2 separate regions of the Homo sapiens genome follow, and region 1 is linked to region 2. Evidence: chromatin loops called from intact Hi-C (ENCODE). Cell type or tissue: heart left ventricle. All regions are shown on one strand. Links, peaks and the distances in the headings refer to the core of each region. The heading gives the core; the rest is flanking DNA. Region 1 has its middle 440 kb from the start of MC4R. Region 2 has its middle 310 kb from the start of MC4R.

The links. Peaks named below come from ENCODE experiments on the same cell type or tissue, not always from the same donor. Only the 100,000 strongest peaks of a DNase experiment are listed, where the experiment ranks them.
Region 1: a loop joins it to region 2, with 2.6 times the contacts of the local background. A loop is called at or near these places in 5 of 110 quality-filtered maps.

The regions. Positions count from the first base shown.
Region 1 is chr18:60,802,009-60,813,599 of GRCh38, forward strand. No RefSeq gene overlaps it. Among named protein-coding and RNA genes, the nearest start is that of MC4R, 440 kb to the left of the region's middle. RefSeq lists an enhancer at 2,062-2,797. In heart left ventricle, for the core only: a CTCF peak has its summit at 6,578 (motif pointing right); no DNase peak of the experiment used is centred there.
Region 2 is chr18:60,679,659-60,691,249 of GRCh38, forward strand. No RefSeq gene overlaps it. Among named protein-coding and RNA genes, the nearest start is that of MC4R, 310 kb to the left of the region's middle. RefSeq lists enhancers at 5,246-5,747, 5,748-6,247. In heart left ventricle, for the core only: a CTCF peak has its summit at 5,364 (motif pointing right); no DNase peak of the experiment used is centred there.

The DNA of each region.
Region 1 (11,591 bases), core at 1,926-9,925, 120 kb after region 2:
AGAATGGAATTAAACTTAATCAGATACAAATTTAGCTAATTTTTAAATAGGCCATTTTTTTTTCCATTATAAGCCCCTCTCTATTTTCTTCACAGGGAAACCATGGGCAGCAGTGTATGCTGTTAAGGCTAAACAGAAATATCCATGGAGAAGGAGACTTCAGAGAGAAAGTTCACATACAATTTACATGACAGAAGACATTTTTTTCTTCACTCAATTAAGAGGAACTATTCTTAGTTTTAGCCTAACTTAATTCAGTTCTGAATAATAGGGGCTTACCAAAAAGTTAAACTATTTGCTCATTAATTAGTGTAGAGACATTCAGTCTTCTTAGAATTTCTGTAATTTCTTTTTAAATTTCAGAAGTGCTTTATAAACATTTCAGTTTTGCTAATGTATGGATGTTTGTCAATGAAAAATTTCACCACAGTTAAACATGAAAGGAAGACTTTATACAAGGCTATCACAATAGAGGGGAGAAACCAGAATCCAGTCTGAGCTTTTAGGAGTTAAAGTAAGAAAATCATATGACAGTTTTTGGCTAATTGGCCTTATCCAAATGAAAGTAAAGCATTCCTATATACAAATAATAGAGAAGCAGAGAGCCAAATCAAGAGTGAACTCCCATTCACAATTGCTACAAAGAGAATAAAATACCTAGGAATACAACTTAAAAGAGATGGGAAGGACCTCTTCAAGGAGAACTACAAATCACTGCTTAACAAAATAAGAGAGGACACAAACAAATGGAAAAAAATTCCATGCTCATGGATAGGAAGAATCAATACCATGAAAATGGCCATATTGCCCAAAGTAATTTATAGATTCAATGCTACCATTGACTTTCTTTGCAGAATTAGAAAAAAAAACTACTTTAAATTTCATATGGAACCAAAAAAGAGCCTATATAGCCAAGACAATCCTAAGCAAAAAGGACAAAGCTGAAGGCATCACGCTACCTGACTTTAAACTATGCTACAAGTCTACAGTAATCAAAACCGCATGGTACTGGTACCAAAACAGATATATAGACCAATGGAACAGAACAGGGGCCTCAGAAATAATACCACACATCTACAACCATCTGATCTTTGGCAAACCTGACAAAAACAAGCAATGGAGAAGGATTCCCTATTTAATAAATGGTGCTGGGAAAACTGGCTAGCCATATGCAGAAAACAGAAATTGAACCCCTTCCTTACACCTTATAAAAAAATTAACTCAAGATGGATTAAAGACTTAAATGTAAAACCTAAAACCATAAAAACCCTAGAAGAAAACCTAGGCAATGCCATTCAGGACATAGGCAGGGGCAAAGACTTCATGGCTAAAACGCCAAAATCAATTGCAGCAAAAGCCAGAATTGACAAATAGGATCTAATTAAATTAAAGAGCTTCCGCACAGCAAAAGAAACTATCATCAGAGTGAACAGGCAACCTACAGAACGGGAGAAAATTTTTGCAATCTATCCATCTGACAAAGGTCTAATATCCAGAATCTGCAAGGAACTTAAACAAATTTACAAGAAAAAACAACCCCATCAAAAAGTGGGTGAAGGATATGAACAGACACTTCTCAAAAGAAGACATTTATGTGGCCAACAAACATATGAAAAAAAGCTCATCATCACTGGTCATTAGAGAAATGCAAATCAAAACCACAATGAGATACCATCTCACACGATTTAGAATGGTGATCATTAAAAAGTCAGGAAACAACAGATGCTGGCGAGGCTGTGGAAAAATAGGAATGCTCTTACACTCTTTGTGGGAGTGTAAATTAGGTCAACCTTTGTGGAAGACAGTGTGGCAATTCCTCAAGGATCTAGAACCAGAATTACCATTTGACCCAGCAACCCCATTACTGGGTCTATACCCAAAGAATTATAAATCATTCTACTATAAAGACACATGCACACATATGTTTATTGCAGCACCATTCACAATAGCAAAGACTTGGAACCAACTCAAATGCCCATCAATGATAGACTGGATAAAGAAAATGTGGCACATAAACACCATGGAATACTATGCAGCCATTAAAAAGAATGAGTTCATATCCATTGCAGGGACATAGATGAAGCTGGAAACCATCACTGTTAGCAAACTAACACAGGAACAGAAATCCAAATACCACATGTTCTCACTCATATGTGGAAGTTGAACAAGGAGAACACATGGATACAGGAAGGGGGACATCACACACTGGGGCCTGTCAGGGGGTGGGGACAAGGGGAGGGAGAGCATTAGGACAAATACCTAATGCAAGTGGGGCTTAAAATCTAGATGATGGGTTGATAGGTGCAGCAAACCACCATGGCACATGTATACTTACGTAACAAACCTGCATGTTCTGCACATGTGTCCCAGAACTGAAAGTAAAATAAGAAAAAAAAAAAAAAGAAGTAAACTTTCTTTGTATCTTCATGACAGAAGGAAGTTTTACACCTAGCCCTACGTGCCCACCAGAAATAGGACCCTATACTCCCAGGGACACTAGAAAATAGGAGTGCTATTTCCCTTAATGATTACATTTCAAAAGGATAGATCTCAGGTCTTTGTAAAAACTGTCAACAGACTTTTAAAAGGATCTACATCTGAAAGGGGAAAAGAAAGATTTTACAATTACAACTTTTTTAATGTAAATGATCTAAGGAAAGTGAGTAAAGCGACCCTGTGGTTAGGCCATCTGGATTCTGTAACGCTTGCATGAGAAGCAGTTCAGGGACTTAGAGGCAGGAATCAGCCTGTGTATAATCTACCTGAGGGAAATGTTAAGGCTTTCTTGGTTTTCTTCATCACTACCTTCTTTTGCTAATTATTTCATGTTTCTAACATTCAGCCTTTGGCCTTGGCTTTGCCGCAACACCATGTAAATTGTCCTCAAGCAGACAACTGGTCTCTTGATTTGCAAATACAGGGGCTTTGATGATATGTCATTTTGCACTCTGCCAAGCTGAATGTGAACGACAATATATGGTTTTCTTCCAAAGCCTCAAGGCCAGAGCAAGGACATAATAACTTCAAGTGGCCCTGCTACAGTTGTACAATAGTACTTTAATATGCATTTTTTTCCAACTGATCAAGGAACTGCATCTTTCCTCTAATAGGAATGAAAATAGAATCAATAATGCTTGCTGTAATCTAACTTAGATCTTTACCATACTGTTTGTCAAAAACCATGCAGCACACATATTATTTTGGGAGCAGAGAGGTTGAATTTAATCAGTGCCTTTTGTTTTCTTGCTACTTGCTTTGATTGCAGCAGTTTAGCTGTTTTGCTCTGTTTAGTCATTATCTGTTCCTCCCCCTCCTTCCTTCCTTCTCTTTGTTTCATTAGCATCTTTATTGTATAATTTCTTTATTGTTTGAGCTGTGGTTCTCAGTGTTTAAATGATTGTTTTGTTTCTAAATTCCCTTTTTTCATCAGAAACTTATTTTAAACAAAAGTAGTTTGAACAAATCTGACATACGCCCTTGAATTATATTTATTTATATATCTGTGAGAGAATTCATGTCATAGTTTTGGATGACTTGGATACATATGTAAATTAGCATAATGCCCTTTAGGTAGTGTGTACTACATTGATTGTACCAGTTAATGGCTTCACTGTCTCCATGAGCCTTGTAAGGGACTGCTGCTTCTCTTATCAAGAGGTATAGTCTATTTTTCCACTTTTGAATTTGTGCTGGTCCTGTGACTTGCATTGGTCAACAGAATGAAGCAGAGGAGGCTTTTGCCAGTTTCAAGACTAGAAACTTTAGTGGATGCCTGCACATTCCAGAGAATAAGCCTGGACTAACCAATGGGAAGATTAGAGAACATGCTGAAAAGATGTAAGTTCTCAGTTGAGGATATCCTACGTCAACCAGCTCTCAGGCAACCCACAAACTGACTACAAGTGCATGCTCACATCTAGTCAAGATCAACCACATCTTTTCATACTAGCAGAAGATCTTCATTGAGCCATAGACTGAAAGCAAAAATAAATTTATATGTTTCCACAATACCAGTAAGATATTGCCATTGTTATGTTACAAAGCACCATTTGGGTATTAAGTATATACTTTTCTCCATGTATATACTTTTCCCCATCATATACTTTTCCCCATGTATATACTTTTCCCCATCATATACTTTTCCCCATCATGTACACTTTTCTCTATCATATACTTTTCCCCATCATATATACTTTTCTCCGTCATATACTTTTCCCCACCATATATAAAAGTATATAGTTTTAAAGTATATAATTTTCCCCATCATATACTTTTCCCCAACAAATCATATTTTAAACATTTGTTGAGTGCCATAATATATACCAAGATACTGAGGGAAGTACTAGTGGCATAGAAACAAATGTCAACAACTCTCTCAACATGACATGCTCATGTGGAAGACAGACAGAAAAATCAGTCTGTATTACAATATAGTGTGATATATCAGATTTTTTAAAGCAATGAAAGTCAACTGACAAAGTTTTCCTAAAGACATGGTCCCAGAATATCATGGCTTCCAATAGAACCAAGATATTGCAATTGTTCATGTTTTACATTCTGCCACAGTGTCTGCATACTGAATTTGTGACATAGGGATATAAAAGCAAAGAAAATGAAGTGGGATGGAAAGAAAATGATTACTTTATACTTAACTAAACTAAATGGGGATAAAATTGATAACCTTTATGGTTTGAATTCATAAGTCCATTTTACCCTCAATTTAGTTTTATGTCTTCAAAAGCTCCTGTCCAATTTTACAGATTTCATAAAAGAAATAATTTTCTTTTGAAATTTCAGAATTGCTTTTTGGTTCAATTAAACCTTGATGCCAGGGCAACTGAAGCTGTTACCAGTTGACTGTCCTGCATATCTTGGCCAAGTGAATACATTCTGCATTTTTCCTTTATCTGCCTTGGAAGAATTATTCATTGATTGAACTCACATTTCTAGGAACACAGATGGAAAATGGTTTTAAAAATGTACCCTTTAAAAGAGTGTTCTATTTTCTTTTCTCATTAAATGTCTTTGTATAGTCAACTATTTCTTCCAACAAACCACAGCTATGCCCTGGTGGCTCCTTATCATCCTAGGTTCTTTTACTCTCCCATAATATTCTTTTCTCTATACCTGAGTTTGCTATGTCAGAAATACCTCTGCCATCCTCATAGTTGGAATAATATATTTATGCTCTTTCCTATGCCAAATGAAAAATATAAAAGGCAATACATGTCACTGAGTGAAATGCTGATTTTCCTTTCTTCCCTCCCTTCTTCATTTCTTTCCTTCCTTCCTTCCTTCCTTCACTGTCCTTTTTTCCTTTTTGTTCCCTTCCTTCATTTTTTAAGAATACACAGTTATTATTTATACATTGTTTATCAGCATGACTTTGTAGAGAATTTATTCTTGAACTTATTTTATATTTTGTGTCCATACAGATTATATATATTTGACTTAAAGTTTGCTAAGTAAAAAGAGAAGCAATTTGAAGTCATCCATTTGTATTTTTAATCCAGGCTGCATCATGTTCTTGCTAAGAAATAAGTCAAATAACCTGAATGATTCTCACCATATTATGCATAAAAGAAGGTAAATAATCTTACATTAGAAGCGTGATGTAAAAGTCAATCTAATTGTGTATATGTTAAAATAAAACCTTTCTGAATAGGTGACACTCTGAAAAACATTGTAGAATTGTTTAGAGATGTTGACACAGCAAAAAGTATAGTAAGTTCCTAAAATGTATTGAAGTAGAGAACAGCTTTTCTTGGACTTAAATTTTAAATGAACCTTGAAGTGTTATTAAAAATGTTAATTTTAAGAAGGAAGAGCCTTTCCAGGAAGAAATTTTCCAAATATCTGGGTTCCTAATGACTACTTCTTAAGTCTTGTGAATACTCGAAATAGAAACTCTTGCATTTTTATGATTAATCAACCTCTTATGTTCTAAGCCTGAGATCATATTTATCTATTTATCTATATATCTATCATCTATCTATCTCACTACATACACACACACACACTTCAGTAGGTAGCAGCAAAGGCTTTCTCTTTCACTGTGTTATTTTAACTTTCATAAGAGAAAAGTTGCCTTACTATAGAAAGAATATATTCCCAATTCCATGTTCACAGCTTTTCTTTAATTATCATCTTTCTTAACCACATTTTTCACTTCATAAACTTGGCATACATGTTATATAAGAAAGTTTAAAGTATGATCTGAAGTGCAAAGTAATATATATTTCAAAAAGATATTAAGTAGGCACAAAGATTAATTTGTTTTTTGTTAATCTCATCCTCTATTTTTCTCTTCATTAACACTTATTTCTGTGCCCTTTGGTAACTGGGAAAGACATAGTGAGTAAATTGTAAGGGGAAAAATCCTCATTACTTCATGAAAACATGCGTCATAAGGTCAAATTAAGGATTCAACATAACCCTTCCCTGTTAGTCGCGCTACTTATATGTTATTTATTGCAAAGGTAAAAGATACAGTTTATTTTCCAACTTGTAGCATTAAACATTTTAAATATTAAAGATGATAGAAAAACTTGGTTTGCATTTTCCTTTTGTGGACTCCAGAGGGCAGCATGCATTCTTTCAATGTCATAAAAGGTTAATAATAGCTATCCATCTATCTTTTTGTCTGTCTGTCTTTCTATCTATCTATCTATCTATCTATCTATCTATCTCTTCCATTGACTTTATATCTGTATTTCTGGGTAGAGACAAGTAGATCCCTGCTAAAAAGAAGAAATGAGAGAAATTATATATATATATATATATATATATATATATATATATATATATATATATTTAAATTATTAGATACTTTCTTTGCATTTCCAAAAGAAAAAACACAATGTGGTTAACTAAGCAGAACATATCCTTCTGGACCTTCCAAAAGTACTAAATATAAAATAACATTATTTTACTTTCATTTTAAAAACTATTTAATTTTATAAATAATTAAGCTTTTGAATAGATGCTGAAAATTACTCCATTCTTTATATAACCAACAAAACAAGACTAGAAAAGTAAAACTGACTTTCACCAGGACAAACAATGAATTTTCCTAAGAATAAAGGATGATATGGTAGCACATTCTGGACAACTTTTAGATGTCTGAATATATAGCAAGGGAAACTTAGATACTCCCTGTGTAAAGGGCTATCTTGTGCATTTACTTGTCTAGACTTTTAATAAATCAAGACCAGTCAGTGACCATTTATAAAGTGCTGGCATTATTCTAATTATAGAAGAAGTGTGTGATATATAACTGTAGGGGATGTGGAAAGACAAGCCTGTGTTTTTCAACTAATGATGCTTTTAATGACCTCTCCTCACAAGCTACTCAATGAACAATTTAGAAGAAGGTAAAGGTAATAAAGAGAGCTTTATTCTACTTACTTCTCTCTTAATTTCATCTTTTGGTTTGTTTTAATCAAGAAAAAATGGGACAAAATAATCATTTCACAGATAAAGCTTTAGTTAATGGTAGAGGAAAGAATATCAATCTGGAATTGAGCATTGAAAATTTGAAGCACCTGGGGGAGATTCTGCTTACAGAGAGAATGGGGACAATAAATGAGGACCATGGAAAAGGTAAAAGTGGCATTTTACTAATAATTATACATGAAATTACAGCGATTACATTTATTTTCCACTAAATTAAAACAAAACAAAGTTGCGACTAATGTTTAAAAATGCAAGAAAAGGAAAATGCAGTATTTTGATATGATATGCACACCTGCTTATATTTGTCTCTGGTTGTTTGCAGGACCTGGTCACATAAACTTTCACAATGGTATTTTTTTTTTTTTTAATGGAAGGGAAGCCCAAGTTCCTTATTTCTACTTGCAAGAAAATTAACACTTGGGAGAAAGTGCAGAATGATTGAAAGATGATCTTAACAAATCATTACATTTTTCTTTTTGGTCTTAACAAGTAGAAATAAAGCTACATCTATGGGATTCTTTAACATGAGCACTGTAATTTACATGCAAAATAAATTCAGGTGGAGCTATTCAGGGAGACTAGGTATAGCAGGATCACCATTTGTCAGAGATTATTACTCTAGAAGGCTCCCTAGGAGAAGCATAAATTTGTCCTGAAATAACACATTGCGTAATAACAGCAAGGAGCTTGTCTCTGCACTTCTCAAAGGCTGCACACCTGTGCAGAGAGACCTTCCCACTGAGCCTATCAAGCTAACCTGCTCATTCATGTGGCAATCCCAGCCCTTAGTTAGGAACTACTGAAGCAATCACAGAACCATCAATTTACCCACTAACATGTTGTCTTTGAAACATAACGGGGATAGATCTATTTCATTTGAAACCCTAAATGCTTTAAGAAAGACTGGGTTAGTAGGAAGATACCAAACACTGGATTTAAGTAATCCTAAATTTAAAAAAAAAATCTCAATAGTTTGGCTCATTCATTAACTATGAAGATCAGTGTCCTCATATCTAAATGGAGAATAATAAAGTCCTCATCAGAGGATTATTGTGATGATGATAATTGCTTTAGGCAAAGTGTCTAGCGCAGTGCCTGGAATAATTGAGCATCTCTGCTTGTGTTGGAATCAGGGGGCCTATAATATTACAAACTCAGATCTCGTCCTTCATGTAAGATGACAAACCATCCGCAGCATAACCCCAAGCTCTGAATAGTAGCACTGACCCATTTGTGTTATGTGTCCCTGCCCACATTTAACTTATGGATTCTGGTCATCCAAGGCTCGGTGAGATATAGAATGGTTCTGGGTACTCTAGCCATGAGACTGTTAACGAGCTAAGTGGCCATAAATGGAGTTACACTGTGTGCTCATTCAGGACCAAGTTCCAAATAGCAACTTTCTGTCTAGCTAGTCCTTCAGCCACTTGTAAGGAAACTTTAATGCAAAGATATCCTTTTGAAAGTAGGAGCAAACCTTTTTATTATTGAATACTGATTTAGTTAATTGAATTATTAAGCCTTTGGAACTTCATCCATTTATAGTTCCACTGTCATTTTGTTGTTTTGGAAGAGTGATATGAGGGAGCACACTCATTTACCAAGCCTACACTAATAGTTGGTAAATGTGGTTGTGCTTAAATTTAAATGGAAAGCTAAACTCAGCAATTTAATTCAAATAACGAGCTACCAATTATTTTCAGGATCTTAGAGCTCCTTTTGGTTATAAATTGCTGTTTGCAGATAGCAACTAGTCAATCATTTCACCACAAAGCCTCTTATTAAGTAAAATTGTTTTAATCGTTAAAAGTGTTTGGAGTTTCAGAAAGTCAGACAGCACAAAAATACCTAATAATACACTCTAAGCCACCTACAATGAATTTCAACTTTATCTGGCTCCAAAGAGAAAATGACTAAAATATTTTTGGTGGATGAGTATCAGTGGATTTCCACTGCATGTATTATTTCAAACAGGGATAAGTGTATGATTAAGCAGAAAAAGAACTAATTGATTTGATTAAAAGTATTTTTAATAGAAAACCTTAAATAGACATCCTGTAGAGGAACATGGTAAGACTCTCTAACGTACCATAATCTATAAGGCATATACAAATATATACATAGCTATATATTCATAGCTATACATGCATGGAGCTAACATAATAGGCCTCTCATAGAGAAATAATTAACACTGCAAAATATGATTTTGACCCTCATTAGAGCATCTTCCTTAAATAAATAAGAGCTGTTTTCTTTATAAAATATTGTTTTTATTATCCACCTAAAAATTCCACCAGTCAGCAGTGGGATTTGGTTCATCACAAACAAACTTGAAAATAATTTTTTTAAAAACATAAATTACTTAGAGAAGATGCCCTAATTCCAAAAAAAATCAGTAGGCACATTTTCTAGAATTAGTTTTTGCTAACGTAAAAATTCACCAGTTCAAGACAAGAGAGGGTTTTAAAGCTATTTAGTGTATGTTCACATTCTATACATTCAACCATACTGGGGTCAAAATTGCCAATGTGCATAACATCAGACTGTCATAGTTCATTCTATTAAACTAAAAGCCTACAAAAGACACAATTTGCTCACATAAACAGGCTAAAGTTAAGTCCATTATGAGACAACAAAGAGCTCATCTTCTTGAAGAGATTGGAAAAGTTCAAATATAAAGCATAAAAATTTCAAAGGAATGTTAGGATCCACCCATGTAACTAATTCTTATTCTAGGCTAGATGCTAAGCTCTTTATGAGGAGCCAGTAAGTAATTGCATTATTAAAAACATGTTTTTTAAAATATTTCTTATTTTTATTTATTTATGCAAAGACAGTATCGGCAATAGGTAATGAAGACATGTTTTTAAGTTTAAAATTAATTTCCCATTTTGAAAGGTTCAGGACTTTGTCTCTTCTTTCTACCTTACCCTTTTAAGTACTTCACCCCAACAAAGTAGCAAAAAAGTGTATTCCTTTAGTTTTTCTTAATGTTATATTGGGATACCTACAATTGGCTCTTTAAAATTTAGTTACCATTTATAGTTAAGCTAGAGAGTTAATTACAGAATGATACATATAAGAATGTTATAGCACCTCAAAAAGTACAAATAATTTTTAAAAGTAAAATTTCAGGGCACTTCCAAATTCTGAGGTATAATAAAGTCCTCCTGGGGATTCTTAAGTTGAAAGACACTTCCCTTCACATTCAGAATAAAAATTACTAGGAATTATAGAGCACGATGCACACTGGTAATATGGCCCATAGTAGCTACATTAGGTGAGGGATAAATGGAGTCTCCATGTTTTAGAGACAACATAATTGGGAGAAAGGCCAGGAAGCCTCTGTAAACTCATATCTATGGCTGGTCAAATGATACTGATAAAACTGTTTCCCTTAAAAAGGTATTATCCCTTTGCTTCCTTTCCAGGGATTAGCCCTTGAAGTTCTTATACAGCTACTTCCCTTCTTTACATCACCAGTTCTAGGAGCAAACCTCCTGAAAGAATGGTAATACCGACTGGAAAAGCAAGACTGTGGGTGCAGCAAAGGGACCCTGATGCTCTAGTTGTTTGTCATTTACAATGTACAATGAAGAGAGCAGCTAATCTAGAAACACTGTTAACTCTGCCTCTAGCACATTCTTGGGATATGTGTATTAAGCAACTTTCGTGGTTTAGAAATACCTAAACTACATATGTTGATTCTTCTGGACATACAGCCAACTAGCAGACACTCTCTAGGTGCTGAAAATATAACACTGAACAAAAGTCAATGTTGACATGAAATTATTCTAATGATGAAAATAGACAATGGACACAGAATGAATTATGTCATATAATAGCACATGGTGTTAAGTGCTATGAGAAAAAAAATAAAACCGCATAAGGGTAAAGAGAGTGGTGAGATTGCTCTTTCAGACAAAGTGGGCAGGGAAAGCCTCTCTAAGGTGAATTTTGACTACTAAATTAAAGAACGTGAGGGAAACCATCTAGCTAATATTTAGGGGAAGGGCATTCCAAGTCTGTACACAATGGCAAATGCAATGGTCCCAATGTGGAAATATGGTTGGCATTGTGACAGAACCTGAAGGCCAGTGTGGGTAGGCATAGCGTAATTAAAGGAAAGTGCAGTA
Region 2 (11,591 bases), core at 1,878-9,877:
ATCCAGACCCCAGGAGAGGGTTCTTGGACCTCGCACAAGAAAGAATTTGAGGCAAATCCATAGAGTGAAGGCAAATTTAATAAGAAAGTAAAGGAATAAAGAATGGTTATTCCGTTGGCACAGCCTCCCTGAGGGCTGCTGGTTGCCCATTTTATGGTTATTTCTTGATTATACGCTAAACAAAGGGTGAATTATTTATGCCTTCCCGTTTTAGACCATATAGGTAAGTTCCTGACATTGCCATGGCATTCGCTAACTGTCATGACACTTGTGGGACTGTAGCAGTGAGGACGACCAGCAGTCACTGTCATCGCTGTCTTGGTTTTGGTGGGTTTTAGTTGGTTTCTTTACTACAAACTGTTTTACCAGCAAGGTCTTTATGAGCTGTATCTGGTGTCGACCTCCTAGTTGATCCTGCTACTTAGAATGCCTACCCATTTGGGAATGCAGCCCAGTAGGTCTCAGACTTATTTTACCCAGCCCCTACTCAAGATGGAGTTGCTCTGATTCACACGCCTGTGACAGGTTGTACTTGTAGGAGTTCAGCTGTTTTAGATTCCACGTATTAATGAGATAATGCAGTATGTGTCTTTCTGTGCCTGGCTTATTTTGCTTAAGATAATGTCCTCCAGGTTTATCCATGCCATTGCACTATCACCTACTGGAGGGCCAAAATCCAAAACACTGATAACACCAAGTCCTGGCAAGGATGTGGAACGACAAGGCCTCTCATTCACTGCTGGCGGGGATACAAAATGATACAGTCATTTAGAAGACAGTTTGGCATTTTTTTTTCTTACAGAAAGAAAATATATTTTTACCATATGACCCCGCAATTACGCTTTTTGGTATTTACCCAAATGAGTTGAAACAAAACCTGAAAACAGATGTTTACAGCAGCTTTATTTATAATTGCCAACATTTGAAAGTAACCAAAATGTCCTTTACTAGGTAAATGGATAAATATACTGTATTACATCCAGACAGTGGAATAATATTCAGCACTAAAAAAGTAAGTTATCAAGTCACAAAAAGACATGCAGGAAACTAAAGTAAAAAACACAATCTGAGAAAAGTACATACTGCATGATTCCAACTATGACATTCTGGAAAAGACAAAACTATGTATATAATAAAAGGATCAGTGGTTGCCAGGTATCAGTGGGGAAGGAGAGAGAGATGAATAGGCCAAGCACAGGGAATGTTTAGGACAGTGAACCTATACTGTATGATACTATAATGGTAGATAAATGTCATTATAGTTTTGTCAAAACTCATAGAATATATAACACCAAGAGTGAAACCTATGTAAACTATGGACTGGGTGATATTGACTTGTTAATGTAGTTCTATCAATTGTAACAAATGTATCAATCTTGCATAGGATATGGATAGTGGGGAAGACTGTGCATGTGTGAGCACAGGGAGTATATAGGAACTCACTATTTTCCACTCAATTTTGCTGTGAACATAAAACTGCTTTAAAAAAATAAAATATCTAAAAAAAAACAAACCAAAACAAAATACAGCTAACATCATACTTAATCATAAAACTGAATGCTTTTTCCCTAAGATGGGGAACTAGGCAACGATCTTTTCTCACTACTGTTGTTCACTATCATACTGCAAATCCAAGGTAGAACAATAAGACAAGAAAAGGAAATAAAAGGCATACTGATTTACAACTTCCTTTCTTCCTTTGTTTGCAAACTAAACGTGCATATAGAAAATCCTAACGAATTGATAAAAGCAACAACAGCAAACAAAAGACAAACTCCTGGAGATGCTAAGTGATTATAGCAGGTTTGCAGCATACAATCTTACTATATGAAAGCCTATATAAAATCTTACTATATAAGAGATAATTTACTATATAAAAGGTAATTACACGAAATGTCAATGTTATCAAGGCCTCAATGGTTTGACTTTGCTAATGTTTAGGTTCTGTATACCAGTAAAAAGTCTTGGGATTAGAAATGAAAAACACGATCTTCTTTACATTAGCACAATAAAGTAATACTTAGGTACAAATGTAACAAAAGTATACAAGATCTATGTGAGGAAAAATAAAAAATTGTGATGAAAGAAAGAATATCTAATTAAATGAGGAGATACTCTACTTTAATGCATAGAAATAGTCAACATTAAGATGTTAGTTCTCCCTAATTTGATCTACAGATTCAATGCAATTCCAATAAAAATTCCAGCAAACTATTTTGTGGATATCAAAACCTGATGATAATGTTTATATGAAAAGATAAAAGACACATAATAGCCAACACAGTACTGAAGAAAAGCAACGAGTTGAAAGAGAGGCACTCAAAAAAGGTTTATGCTGTAAATCCTACAGTAACCACTAAAAATTAAAAAAGACATATAACTAATAGCCATTGGTGGAATTTTAAAAACAGCCCACAACCCTCAATTAAGAAAATAGAAGCAAAAATGTATAGGAGATAGAACACATGAAGCAAATAGAAAATACTACTTAAGATGGTCATTTTAAAGCCAACCATATGGATAATTACATGAAATGTCAATGTTCTCAAGGAGTCAATTGAAAGTAAGAGAATATGATGCTGGAATAAACAGATGTGACAATTTTAAGTTGAAAGTTAAAAAAAAGGAAAGGGTGAGAAAATGATAAAGGAGTCAATTCATCAAGAAAATATCACTTTCCTATGTGTATTCTCCTTCAATAAAAGTAATAAAATTTAAAAAGGAATTAAATCTACATACAACCAGAGGTTAAGACTTCAATTTTCTCTCAGTAATTTATACCAGAAATGGAGAGAATGGATAGAATATCGACAAGAATAAAGACCGAAAAACCATACAATCAATTTGATGTACTTGACAACAGAGGTGTCCTCCATGCCAAAAGAACAGACATAGGTAGCAAATATGCATATGAAAAGACTGTCACTATCATTAGTCATTAGAAAAATGCAAATCAAACCATAATGAAGAACTGCTACACACTTACTAGAATAACTAAAAATAAAAACTGACAATATCAAGTGCTGCTGAAGATGTGAAGCAACAGGAACTCTCAGAGATTGCTAGTAGTAATGAAAGTAGAGCAATCACTTTGGCAAACAGTTGCACAGGATTTTTCTATTTTGTTTGTTTGTTTCTGTTTGTTTGTTTGTTTGTTTGTTTGTTTTGGGATGGAGTCTTACTCTGTAGCCCAAGCTGGAGTGCAATGCCACTATCAGGGCTCACTGCAGCCTCTACTTCCTAGGCTCAAGTGGTCCTCCCACCTCAGCCCCTGAAAGAAGCTGTAACTACAGGTGCATGCCATCATTCCCAGCTAATTTTTTTTTAATTTTACTGGAGACAAGTTCTCACTGTGTTGCCCAGGCTGGTCTCAAACTCCTGAGCTCAAGTGATCCTCCAATTTCAGCCTCCCAAAGCGTTGGGATTATAGATGTGATCCACCGCACCCAACCCTTCCATTTGAAAATATCAAACATGATATGTTAGTCAATTTTCAAACTGCTATAAAGAACTTCCTGGAGACTGAGTTTATAAGTACAGAAAAGAGGTTTAATTGACTCACAGTTCCACATAGCTGAGGAGACCTCAGGAAACTTACAATCATGGTTGAAGGTGAAGGGGAAGAAGCACCTTCTTCACAAGGCAGCAGGAGAGAGAAGCAAGCAAGAGCAGGGGAAACTGCCTAACAAAACCATCAGATCTCACGAGAACTCACTCACTATCACAATAATAGCATGGGGGAAACTGCTCCCATGATCCAATCACCTCCCTCCCTTGACACCTGAGGATTACAATTTGAAATGAGATTTGGGTGTGTACACAGAGCCAAACCATATCATATGATTTAGCAATCCTACATCTAGATATCTACCTAAGTCAAATAAAAATGTATGTCCACAACAAGCATATATGGAAAAGTTTATAGCAGTTTCATTTATAACAGTCCCTAACTGAAAATAAACGTCAAGTTTTGACTGGACAAATAAATTGTGAGATATTCATACAGTGGAATACTATTCAACAATAAAAATAGCATACCACAGATACATGTAGCAATATGAATAAATCTGTTAAGAATTATCATAAGTGAAAGAAGCCAGACACAAAAGGCTACATATCGTCTAATTCTGTTTGTGTGACATTTTAGAAAAGCCAAATGATAAAAACACAAAAAAGTAGAAATGGTTACCAGATCCTGCAAGTTGAGGGAAGGGGATTGACTACAAGAGGCACAAGGAAAATTTTGGGATGATGGAAATATTTTATTTCTCATTTGTAATTGTGGTTACATAGTTGTATATAATTGCTAAAACAGATAGAAACGTACATTTAAAGAGTGAATTGTACAGTGGTGAATTATATCTCAACAAATCTAAATTTAAGAAGTTATTGAAGAAAAATTCTATGAAGAAAGGTATCCTTTGCTGAAATGTCACTGTAGAGTTTAAGGGATGACACATGGTGACCTAGCTGGGGTAGTATGTTTGCCCTTCTAGAGAGCAGTTAGATACACAACTCGAGGGATGAAGTAGAGTCCACCATGTGGGTTTCACTGACTGACTTAAATAGTGTCAAATGCCTTGCTTAAGCCAGAACAAATAATTGTTTCCCACTCTTCCTTTTATCGTTTTTTATTTTAACAAGATTTTATGTTTTCTCTAGAGTACCCTCCTACTGTCTTAAAAATTTTCTAGTATATCCGAAGGAAATTCAAATCTGACTTGGCAATGTCTTTGTTTATAGACAAAGACATTTCATTTGGTTTCACATATACACACTTTGTGTATATGTAACACACCTTGTGTACATGTAACACATTTTGTATATATACAACTAAATGAAATAGAAATCATTTTCTGTTTCTGTGAAAATTTCAAAGTAATCAGGAGACCATGGATTTTGGTGTGCCATTTAGCCAAAATTCTAATAAATAAAATATTATTTAAAGGGTTGATAAGCGGAGAGAATTAGCTTCTGTAAAGTACCTCATTGGTTTCTATCAAAAGAATCTGACTTCTCATTTAAAAATGAGAATATTAGTACACTCCTTGCAGTGTTCTCTTGTAAGAATATTAACTGATATTATATATATAAATTATCTGAGGCTCAGACAAATTAAGCAATTTTCTTAAATTTATCCTGAATAAATGACAGATGAGGGCCATTTTACTAATCATTAGTAGACCTTGTTAGCTGTATGTGGAAAAGTGTTGGATAGCATGACTCTTAGAACTAAATTTTATAGCTTCAATAGCATAAGTTACTTTACTGTGACTTCACAAAATACAATTAACAATCCTTTTACAATTTTCCTAATATAAAACACACACACAGACCTTCCTTGCATTTATTTAATTGTTCCACTAGATGGCATTATGAGTCCACAGGGTGTCAAATACACTTTTGTAAGAGTTCTAAAACATCGACATCTTTTATCTATGGCGAGTTAAGTAAACTTAGGCCTTAACTGCATTTGTTCCCATATATGTTGATATTTCTTTTACCATTCTCAAGCGAAATATTACTGAAAAAATGCAACATGTTAAGTTGTTTTAACCACATTACCTTGGGTGTGGCATGGTGAGACTCCACAGGGATCCAGAAAGAGAAACAAATTTTACAGTTGTGTCACACCCAGCTTCCTGGGAGAGCACAGCCAGCCACCCCAGGCCACTCCGGAGAGGTGCTGGGTTGGCCCCAAGGCAGGGGCAGGAAGGGGTTGCGGGCAAGAGCTGTTATTATGGTTTCTGCCAGAGGCAAGGGCAAGGCAGGACAGGCAGGTTTCAGGCTGGCTAATTTAAATAATTCAGTGCGCTGGGGCATAGGGCCTGTCCCCTGACATCTGGAACCTGGCCATGAGAAGACAAGGGAGGTCGGCTGCTCAAGAAAGGAACCGACTCGTTTCTAGCCAGGACCTCAAAACTGAGTCAAGACCACACAAAACAACCAACCAACAAAAGACAAAAGAACAACAACAAAAACCCTATATTGTGTAGATATTATTTATGTTTTGTGTCAAGACTGTTCATATTTCATACAAATGAAGGTCACTCAGAGCTTTCTATCTTATTGGAAATTGAGTCTCTTTCCATTCATCCCTAAATATTCATGAAGGAATTGTGACAGAGACTACAAAGCCACTTTTGTCAAGCAGTATTTTGGGACTGAGAACGGTACGTCTGGGTAGTTTCTGTTCCTAGGTGTTGGATTTGTACCTCTTGAGTGTGGACCATTTTCCTCTGTGTCTTATCTTTCTTGTGAAGAAAATTAAAAGGCTCAACTAGATAGTGAAGATTTACTCCTTTAAGTCATGATATTTGATGCATGAAACTTTAAAGAAGAGCCTGGAAAAATGGCGGGCAAATATACCCATCATGGCATAGCTAGCAGAAATGATTTGATTATGTAATATATCATAAAAAACAAATATTGTGGATCCTGATAGTGAAATGATTAAAAAGTCAGAGGGCAAAGGGACATAAAAATTCAAATGAAGAGATAAGAAGTTCAGGTAAAGAGGAGAACATATATTAAAACTTGAAATTTGAAGCCCCAGAAGCAATAGCCAAAGTCTATATCAATACCCCCAGGACTTCCAAAATCAGAAAGGGACCCAACTCCGATGCAGAAGTAAATCCTCTGACAAACAGTTCTACTCTGGGAGCTCTCCATTTGAGAGGTCCTGAAGTGGGGCATTCACACTTTTTCCACCCATGAATTTGGCCGGGCAAGATCTCAGTGATGGTGACCAGAGAAGCTGTTTCCACAGCAGCCCTCAGGAATAGCACTGGTGGATTTGTCTGTGGCAAGGAGCGAGGCATATCAGCCAGACAGGCTAATTGGTGAATCCAATATGAATAGAAAAGGAAGGCTAGAAAGAGTATTTTAGAGATAGTATTATACTGGGAGATACCAGGGAAACCGGGGAAGCATTATCACAACTTACAAATAGAAAGGTGATACAGAAGCAGCAAGATAAGCCCAAGCAGAATAAATTGCTTGACCAGGTTCAGGAGTAAACTAAAGGCATGAGGAAATATATTACAAAATGCAAAATGCTAAGCTTTACTACCATTGTTACTGTAACATTCATGTTCCTTCTTTTTTTGTTTTCAACAAAAATGAAATCAAACTTTATTTTTCTCTAAATTAAACTTTCCACATTTAACAGGTAGAATAATTCATTTGGCGATAAATTGAGTAGATTTGTATTTTTTGTATTTCAACATTTATTTACAGCACACCTAAGCTTTCAAATTATGCTGACAGTTTTGAAACTCTCATTTTGTTAACACCTCTCTTATTTTTTATATTGAATCTAAACTTCACTTTTCCCTGACTGTCTACCCTTATTTACCTCTAGTAAAATTATTATATTTTATCATAAATATATGTTTCTATGACTAAGCTCTCCACTAGGTTATCAACTCCTAATATACTGTTTTCTTTATCATTTTTGTTCCCCAAGGCCTGGGCACATTCCATGGCATACACTGGGTAATTGACATACGTTAAATGAATGAATGAAATTCATGTTTCGATATTCTAGGTGAAGAATTGGGAATTGGATAAAATATTTACATAGACTTATCATTGGGAAAAATATGACCCTGGCCATTACGATACCCTGTCCCAGAGTTTTATAACTGATTTTTATTAGGAAAAAAATGAACAGGAAAAGAATAGCCAAGAATAAGTAGTTTAAAATATCAAAAAGTAGAGTTTCCTTTTATTTAACAGAAGAGTGAAATCATTACACTGAGATTAGAGTAGAATTAATTGTCTTGTGAAACATAAACGTAAGAGAAATTTTACCGGAGTGCCCAAATCTCCCAGGAGTGAAAGACATGCAAAGAACATATAGAGAAGAATTCATTGATAGCCTCTTTTTGTACATTTACTTTTAAGTGTAGATTTCTATTTTATTTCTACTATTTTCTCATCTTCACTTTTTAGTTTTGTTTCACAATTTACAGTTAAATATGAAAAATATAAAGTCATCTATCATATAAAATAGGTTACTATTATTGCATTTATAGATTTTGCTTCTGGTGGAGATTTTTTATTTCGTTATCTTCAATTAATAATGAATGAAGGGCTTCAAGGAGATTAGGGATGGATGTTCCAGAGGTTGCACACGTATTGCAAATAGACAGCCGAAGTCCTTCCCCTCTGTATCTTATCCTAAGGAGAGATAGAACACACTGTTCTGAAAATAAACAATTGAGCTCATGATTTGGAACTCACTGGCAAAGAAGAAACAGCATGAGGCTAGTGATGGAAAGGAAGAGAAAAAGGCTGGTTTATCAATGAGCGTATTTTAAAATAATAAATGACATATCAAGGGTATCTGTCACTTGGGAAATCCAAGAAAGAGTAAGATGGATTGTTTGTATTTCTAATTCATGTCATAAGTTCCATGGATTTCTTATAACACCTATGGCAATATTTTATTCTTCATTCAGTATATGTCAAATGTCTGTTTTTCTCATTCCTTTAGATTTGGATATTTCTGTGCTAGCAGGTCTTTCCTCCACTCTGAGGCCAAGAACAAATTATAGATGCATCTTTTAAAGAACAATAGTTCTGGTGTTGCAGAGAAATTACTTTTGCAACTTCCACCATAAATTTTCTCTTAAAACACTATCTACAGTGTGAAATTGAGTAGACATGTGATGGAGCTCAACCCATTTATTTCTCCCCTCAAAAAATCATTAAGTTTTAGTCCCATTGAAAGCTGTACTGATATTAAAGAATGCATTATATTCCTTTAAATTGCTTCCTTACCTACACATTATCCTGGTACAAAAGCAGCTCACAATATTTCACATTTTGAGCTGATACCTCTGAACACAGGGCCACACACACACACGCACACATACACAACTTTATTATTAAGATATAATAGCAACGTAAAATGGAACAAATGTGGTTTACAGTTTGGTTTTGGGGGTTACAATAACTAATTTTTATGGTCAGATATGCTATTGGCAGTTGGGTTTTTGTGTGTTACTCTATTTGGTATTAATTTTCAAACAAAAGTGTTTACTATATTATAATTTATTTTGCCTTATAAAATTATCTTAATTATGCAGAAAATATTAGTACTATGGTTCACTTTTAATTAGCATATTCTAAGAAGAGAATTTAATCCAAGGGATATAAAGATATTGATTATCTGCCTCCTATGCAACCGGGTCATGTATAATGTAGAGGCTGTTTGCATTAACATAAATTTCTAGCAAGAGCATTGAAATCTGTCACTATTACTGATTTTTGCTGTGAAGCCAATGCCCATTGATTTGAGCAGAAAAAATATTGGGAGGAATTTAGCACTTGCTTGCTATGACTTGTAGTCAATATCTGACCTATTGAATAGACATGCATAATATTGCACTTAATGCAGACCCATCAAAGTACATGCAAGAAGATACAGTGGATGAGCATATTCAAAGTGGCTTGTAGCCACCTATCTTTGATGGTTATTTTCTGATGGATTTCCAGGAAGGCTGAATAGAAATTGTGCATAGGTGTGGGGCTGTATTGTAGAGTATATTTAGCAAAAGCTGTGGCATATGAGACAGTACTGTGTAAGTTGCTGGAATTTGTTAGAAAATTTCCAGGACACTAAGAGAATTAGAGTATAAGGGACTCTCTGGATTTCCACACACAACAATAGAAGTAATGACAATTATAAGAGGTTCTGAAAATATGACTAAGTTTGAAAATTCAACTGACATAGATCTGAAAGCTTATATTCTATGGCCTTGGAACTAACTGACATTTTTGGTATGCCATTATTTTGTGTTTTTAATTCTTTAAATATTACAGGCCTTCTCCCAGTTATCACCTGCTTGATGCCCTGAACCTGCCTAAAAATCAGGCCCCAAACCTGATTTTACAACCTCCAGTGATTCTGCACAGGAGAGAGAAGAAAAACACACATTTCATATTTAAGAAAAGCACCTAAGGGTGATTCCAGGGCAATGAGCGGACTTCAACTCTTACGGCTTTATTTACGTTGCACCTATGATTTTCTTGTTTCTTGAGGACAATGTTAATTAAGAAGGAAAATTGGCTGATCTTGAGTAAGTCTTTCTCTCCCAAGATTCACATCACTAATTTGTACAATAGTCTTGATTTAAATAGTCTGTAAAGTTCTATTAAGTTATACTATGTTGTATAACCCCTACTTAATATTATTAGTAGTTCAATATATTTAATCATGAATTAGGATTTTCAGGCTTATGGGTGCAGACAGTTTAGTATCTGTGAAGCATTTAGGTACCTGGTTGATACACATTTGAGTTTGGTCTGAATCTTAATGCATCATGTTCTCAAATATTAAAGACTATTGAATTTGGTTGTTCTTGGATGATCTTCACTCTGTATATCCCAAATGTAATAGTCATCCTTTTAAAAATGACCTTTGATTTTATTTGTTTGTTTTTGTTCACAAAATGTGAAGGCATTGATGAAAACTCTGTCTGTGGAGTTAGGCAGCCTTCTTTCATACCCAATTCCACCACTTCGTGACTGTGAATTTTGGCAAGTCACTCAATTTTTCTAAGGGTATTTTCTCATCTGTTGAAACAGGAAAATTAAAAAATTATGAAGTTTAAAATTTTTACATATTAAGTGCACCACATTTTAAGTGTGAGCTGTTTGTCAATAATAATTTTATTGCTATCTTTACTATTGTTATTACCTCATTTCACCAAATTGTGATTCAACACTAGAAGTTGGCTGTAAGTCTTACAATTTGATATATGTATATATTTTTTAACTCTGAGGTACGTTCATGTTCCAAATTATTCTGCCTTATTTTCTGTGCAAATTTTCTGAAATTTACACAGAGTATTGAAATGAGCATGTCTTCATAAGTGCATCAGAGCAAAACAAAAAAGACCTAGAGAAAGACTACAGTTTTACGTGAGCCAGAGAATAATATAGGATGTATTCATTTTCTATTGCTGCATTACCACAAATTTAGGAACTTAAAACCACCACCATTTACCATCTTACAGCTTCTGCAGGTCAAGTCCAGGCACAGCAAAGATAAGGCCTCTGCTTAGGATTTTACAGAGTCTCTCTCTCTGTCGTCTAGGCTGGAGTGCAGTGGTGCGATATCGGCTAACTGCAACCTCCGTCTCCTGAGTTCAAGCGATTCTCCTGCTTCAGCCTCCTAAGTAGCTGGGACTACAGGCATGTGCCACCATGTCTGGCTAATTTTTGTAGTTTTAGTAGAAACAGGGTTTCACCATATTGGCCAGGCTGGTCTTGAACTCTTGACCTCAGGTGATCCGCCCAGCTCCGCCTCCCAAAGTGCTGGTATTACAGGCATGAGCCACTGTGCCCAGCCTGCTTAGGATTTTAAAAGCTGAAATCAAGGTTTTGGCTAGGGCTGTGTTCTGTTCTGGAATTCAGTGTTTTCTCCCAAGCTCTTTCAGATTGTTGACTGAATTTAGTTCCTTGTGGTGCAGAACTAATGTACCTGGGTTTTTTGTTTGTTTGTTTTGCTGGCTATGAGCAGGATGGCCAGTAGAAAGACTCAAGGACACCCCTGTAGTGTCATCCAGAAGCAGTTCACA